2 separate regions of the Homo sapiens genome follow, and region 2 is linked to region 1. Evidence: chromatin contacts called from ENCODE Hi-C or POLR2A ChIA-PET data. All regions are on one chromosome and are shown on one strand. The core of a region is the stretch at or near the end of the contact, and the rest is flanking DNA. Distances in the headings are between cores, read along the strand shown. Region 1 overlaps MON2 (MON2 regulator of endosome-to-Golgi trafficking). Region 2 overlaps PPM1H (protein phosphatase, Mg2+/Mn2+ dependent 1H).

Region 1 (2,885 bases), core at 268-2,767:
GGTTGGTCTCAAACTCCTGACCTCAGGTGATCGGTCTCCTAAAGTGCTGGGATTACAGGCGTGAGCCACTGCGCCTGGCCAAGTACATGCCTTTTTAATGTTCCTTGTGACAAAACAGGAAGTACACATGAAGCGTTTTTACTGTGTATCAAAGTACCATCATTGTTGGAAGAAAAGCATAGCTGTGAACTGAGCTAGTCTTTTTACCCTGTGGAATAACATTTTCACTGAAAAAGCAAACAGTAAATCATGATTATTTACATTTGTATATACTGTACAAACAGTTTCTCAAAAATAAAGTACGCCTGTCACTTTAGGGTAAACAACTGACAGTGTTTGTTGCCAATAATAAAATTTGAGCTTTCAAACAAAAATCAGAATTTAAAAAAACTTGTATCTACCCTATAACCTAAGACTCTTCTGATATATGGTGGTGATATTAACAAATGTAATATTTGCAGGAAGTGATAACATTTGGAATATCTACACAACTAAAATACATGATGTTACAAAATCATGCATGACTAAAAGATCCATTTGAAATGTAAGACCAATGAAATGAATTTTACTGTAACACAGTATAAAAACGTTTCAGATCCTAGACCTGTAAGAAAGTGTCGGCAGGGTGTGGTGGCTCACGCAGTAATTCCAACACTTTGGGAGGCAGAGGCGGGCAGATCACGAGGTCAGGAGATCGAGACCATCCTGGCTAACGGGGTGAAACCCCGTCTCTACTGAAAATACAAAAAATTAGCCGGGCGTGGTGGCAGGCGCCAGTAGTCCCAGCTACTCAAGAGGCTGAGGCAGGAGAATGGCATGAATCCAGGAGGCGGAGTTTACAGTGAGCCGAGATCACGCCACGGCACTCCAGCCAGGGTGACAGAGCGAGACTCCGTCTCAAGAAGACAAACAAAAAAAGAAAGTGTACCGTTTGGTATAGTATCAAAGAAGAATATCCACCATTATTATCTAAAAAGGCCATTAATATAATTCTGCCTTTCAACTACATGTCTTTATGAAGCCAGATTTTCATCGTTATGTGTCAACCCAAAAAAAATCACAACAGAATGAAGACAAAAGATATGAGAATCCAGCTGTCTCCTATTAAGCCAGACATTCAAGACATTTACATTTGGAAAACGTAAAATAATTTTTTCTTTAAAACATAATTATTTTTCATAAAAATTTATGTTAACATGTAATAGGTTTAGTATCATTTCAGCTTTAATTCTTAATAAAGTAAATAATGATAGAAATAACTCACATGCACAAAAGCTCCTAAATATTTTTTAAGAATATAAAGGGGTCACTGTTTTCATAGGGCATTCAACATGATTTATTTATTTTGGGTCCTGATACCTCTGTCTTGGATCCCCAAGTGTCACTCCCTCCCAGCATTCCCCTCTCACCACCCACCCCCAGTATCACTCAGCTGAGGCGATTTCAGGGACTAGTAGGGACACAAAGGGCTGAATGATTGGAACGGTGGTGTGCTGCTAGAGGTGGCAGACAGCCAGGGCGTCCCCAGTGCCTTTCTGCTCTGGAACATTCTGTGACCCGTCGGGGTGTTTTGAATGGTAGCACCCCCTCTTCCACATGGTTATTTATTAAATGACCACTTCCTGTTGCAAAAAAAGTAATAAAAGAGTATAAAGCAGTCTTGAGACTAAAAAGTATAAGAATTATTCCTCTAGTATGTCTTCTAGGAGATGTACCATTTCCAGGTTTAAATAAAGAAAATACAGAGAAATAAGAGAGAGGCATCACACATCAACCATATATAGCTTGCCCCCCAACTACCAGGCATCTAACTTTTGCCCTTGAAGAAACTGTAGAATGCCTAATTTTTTCTAAGCTAAGATGTCCCAATGTAGCCAATTACAATACTGAGGAATTACTTTCTTATATATATCTGAAAATCTCAACTTTGCCAACTCAGTCCTAGAGTTCCTTATTAGGAACCAATGTTTTACCAGTTGATCATCACCCACAGTTCACAAGTAAAGCAGGAAAACAGGCCTTCCTCTTCCTTTAGGCAGTAACTTTCCATTTTTTTCTGTTGCTGGCTGTGCTGTCATTTGTCCCACGTTGTCCCCCTACACCCCCACCAATTAAAGGGACAAAGGTCAAAATATGGAGAATGTTATAGAAGCAATACAAGAAACTTGGCACTGTCAGCCTTGGAGAAAGAAAAAAAAAGAGAGCGAGAACTAAGAAAACAGCGAAGTAGTAAAGTGTAGTGGGGTTAAAAGTGTGTTATGGAGCCTAAAAAATTAGTTAACACCCCAGTGTTGCAGCTTATAAACTGCATCATCTCAGGCAAACTATATAAGCATCCTGGTCCTCATTTTCTCAGCTATAAAACTCAAATATGAATGTCTGCTTCATAGGGCTGTAGTAAAGTTAAAATGTATTAATGTATGCAAAGCAATGCTATGGTCTAAATGTTTATACACCCCCAAAATTCATGTGTTGAAGCCTATTCCCCAGTGGGATGATATTTGAAGGTGGAGTCTTTCGGAGGAAATTAGGTTATAAGGCTGAAACCCTCATGAATGGGATTGTGCCCTTATAAGAAGATACTTGAGAGGCTTCTTCCTGTCTCTACTCTCCACCATTTAAGAATAAAATGAGAAGACAGACATCTGCAAACCAGGAAGTACACCCTTACCAGACACCAGATATGCTAGTAGCTTGATCTTAGACTTCTGAGGCTCCAGAACTTTGAGATTTAAGCTACACAGTTTCTGGCATATTTTATATAACAGCCCGAACTAAGACAATTACTTTGTACAGTGTCCAGAACAGATGAAATCAATAAAACAATTTCATCCAAAATGGAAATTACTGAGGAATTAAGATATCTGTATCTCTGAAAAGGTTAT
Region 2 (2,800 bases), core at 270-2,769, 170 kb before region 1:
TTGAGTGGCTATTTAAAAGCTATTGTGAAACAAAGAATGTTTTACCAACCTTGCATATTATATAGAGGACAAACAGGCTCGAAAGATTTCTTCCCTAGCCATCCCAATACAAGGCTGTTTTGGTATAAACAACCCCTGAAGGTGAGAACTGGCTCTCGAAGCAGTTTCACACTCCATTCATCTCTGAGCTCTGCTGTTTCTCACAGTTTTGGATTCGTGATGAGAATACTGTTGCTGGGTCACTTCATTATTACACAGACCCTAAGGCCAGAAACCCATCTCCCCTTTTTGCTAATTATGCATATGCCAACTTATTTCCTCCCTCTTCAAGCATATAAAGACAGTATTTTCTGGTTTGGTAAAAGACACACACACACAATTCTGTAGGGAGAACAACTCCCTATAAAGGAAGAGGTAGTCAGTGTGGTGAGTGGATGGGGTCTCAGGGAAAATGAAATCCCTAGCAGTCGGTGTCAGGGCAGCAGGTCACTAATTGAGTGCAAACCTTTTTTAAAATGTTGTTTATCCCCTACAGGGCATACAAAACCATTGAGGATGAGGACTTGAAGTTCCCCCTTATATATGGAGAAGGCAAGAAGGTAGGCACGTGTGCTTCCCCTGGGTAGAGAGGACAGGGCTCTGTCCCGCCTTCGCTCCACATAGCCCGTGGCAGTCCGTGTGTTCCACTCAGCAGCTTGTGATTTTATAGCCTTGACAGCTTGAAAGCATATCCCATCCATCATCCTTCAGGCCTCCTGTCTTCAGGGTCCAAGGAGTAGTGGGGGTGGGAGGTGGGCGGTGAGCACAAGGGACTCAAGCCAATTTTGTGAAAATAAAGTCCCCCTTCCCAATCCATTTGAATAACTTTTTACAGTGTTTAAACATGAACCACTTTCACACACATCATCTCATTTATATCTGACAACGAGCAAGGAGGCAGGTCAAGCTGGCTGTGTTATATCCATCTGGCAGACGAGGCAGCTGGGACTGTGAGGTTAAAACAGCTCAGGCAGATCACGCAGCCAAGCGAGGGGCAGCTGCGGATGTGGTGCCTTGGCTTTCTGTCTGCTTCGCGCGTCTCAGACTCCACCATGGAAGTCCAGACTTTGCAAGTCTGTTTGCCACTTGCCCCATGGAAGAGAGTCCAAAGCGTCACTGTAATTAGACTATAAGGTCACAGCAACCAGAGTCCAGACTAAGATAACAAAGACCATCATCAGCTCCCAGGGTTCCAGTCAGAATCCAGCACTGAACAGCACGTTGTCGAACCAAAGAAAAGCTGTGGATCCTAAAGTGGTCTCTGAGCAGAGGCCTGGAGGAGGTTGAAATCCTGGAGTGGAGAGCAAGAAGCTTGGAATCTATTTCCTAGTAAGAACAAACACCTTCTGAATCATTGCATTCTTCCTCGGAACACTAATACATTTCAACTCGGTGTGAAGCATTCCAAGTGAAAAATGTGGTCACATTGAGAAGAGTCTTCAACTGATAATTTTTCCAGCATTCGATACGATAGTTTTTATCAAGAAGAAATGACTCAGAAGAAAACCAAAGGATGCCTTCCATGGGCAGAGTGTGTGTGTGTGTGTGTGTGTGTGTGTGTGTCAGAGCAAAAGCAAGAGAACAAACATGGTTAGGTTTTGGGCTCCGTGTAGACCAGCAGTGATTTCAATGCAAAAAGACATCTCAACAGAAGGAGGAATACCAAACACAAATATCTGATCCATGTAGGAATCATTTTTTAAACGAACATACCCCATTCATGAAAATGAACACCTTTCAGATCACAGTCTCTGGTTAAGAATCGTGTCAGGGCTAATAGGCACTGTTCTGATATAAATATTTGTGCCTTTTGGTACAATGGGCACCATTAATGAGTATCATTCAGCCCAATGACCTATGCCTGCAGCTCCATTTCTTTGTGGGGCTGAGATTCTCTGTATTACCCTTTAATATCCAGTGAGTTCCAGTAAACTCAGGAACACATTCTGTTACCCCTGTATCTCTAGTTCCTGTCTAGCCTGGTACCTGACATAAATGCATAAGTATTAAATAAGCTGTTCAGTTATGTTCAGTATACTTTCCTTAGTACAATAGGAAAATGGAATGATGTATTCTTGGAAGTTTATAGCAGTAAGATTTGAAGGAGCAAGAGTTTTCTAATTTTAGTATAAAGTTCAATTCACCAAAACATCATGTTCCTCAAGCATTTCAGGTAATTTAAGCTTGATGGTCTTGCGATGGGCAGGTGGCAAGTTCTGTCCGTGTACCTGTTGGCCTATTTAAAAGCCACCATGTCTCCATTTTGCTTTTGTTGGTAGATACCACCCCTTTCTGAGGACTCCATGAGTTCTTGGAGCTCCTTCTAGATCCTGGACTGGGATTTTCTCTTTCTTCTCCGCGTACCCCTACGCAGAAATTTCAGAGTACTTCTGTGGCCATTACTTCTCATTTTCTTTCTTCAGATGCTTTTAAAGACTGGTGTGGGTAACACCTGGATACTTCGTAAACAAGGTCAGTCACTAGCAGAAACATCAGATTTCTTTGGCTGGAAAGAGCACACAGAGAAGCCGCCATTTCAGGGAGGAGAGCAGGAGAGCCACAAGGGACTCAGAATTTTTCACATTTAGAGTTGAGCACTTCTTGGCTAGAAGGGAGCCAGTCCAGCCTCCCAGCAGGGCAGAGGGCCCCAGGCTTTGCTTTGCATCACTTTTTTTTTTTTTTTTTGAGACATGGCATCAGGCTGGAGTACGGTGGCACAATCTCGGCTCACTTCAGGCTCGACATCCCAGGATCAGGTGAT

The links. A loop is a pair of places that touch in the nucleus more often than their neighbours do. ChIA-PET counts read pairs that join two places held with the same protein, here RNA polymerase II (POLR2A).
Region 2: a map with no recorded cell type shows a loop between it and region 1 (2.5-fold over the local background). The contact joins two enhancer-like sites. A Hi-C loop is called at or near these places in 1 of 37 single-sample maps with no recorded cell type. POLR2A ChIA-PET finds 5 or more read pairs at or near these places in 2 of 52 experiments (GM12878 and activated CD4-positive, alpha-beta T cell).

The regions. Positions count from the first base shown.
Region 1 is chr12:62,517,848-62,520,732 of GRCh38, reverse strand. All of the region lies in intron 8 of MON2 (MON2 regulator of endosome-to-Golgi trafficking), which reads right to left. Among named protein-coding and RNA genes, the nearest start is that of MON2-AS1, 34 kb to the right of the region's middle. Within about 2 kb of position 1,517, at least 2 of the 41 ENCODE cell types and tissues checked have a DNase peak (open chromatin) inside an H3K27ac peak, as active enhancers do.
Region 2 is chr12:62,691,735-62,694,534 of GRCh38, reverse strand. It overlaps PPM1H (protein phosphatase, Mg2+/Mn2+ dependent 1H), which reads left to right. Exons shown (of 10, transcript NM_020700.2): 7 at 536-599. Among named protein-coding and RNA genes, the nearest start is that of MIRLET7I, 89 kb to the right of the region's middle. Within about 2 kb of position 1,519, at least 5 of the 41 ENCODE cell types and tissues checked have a DNase peak (open chromatin) inside an H3K27ac peak, as active enhancers do.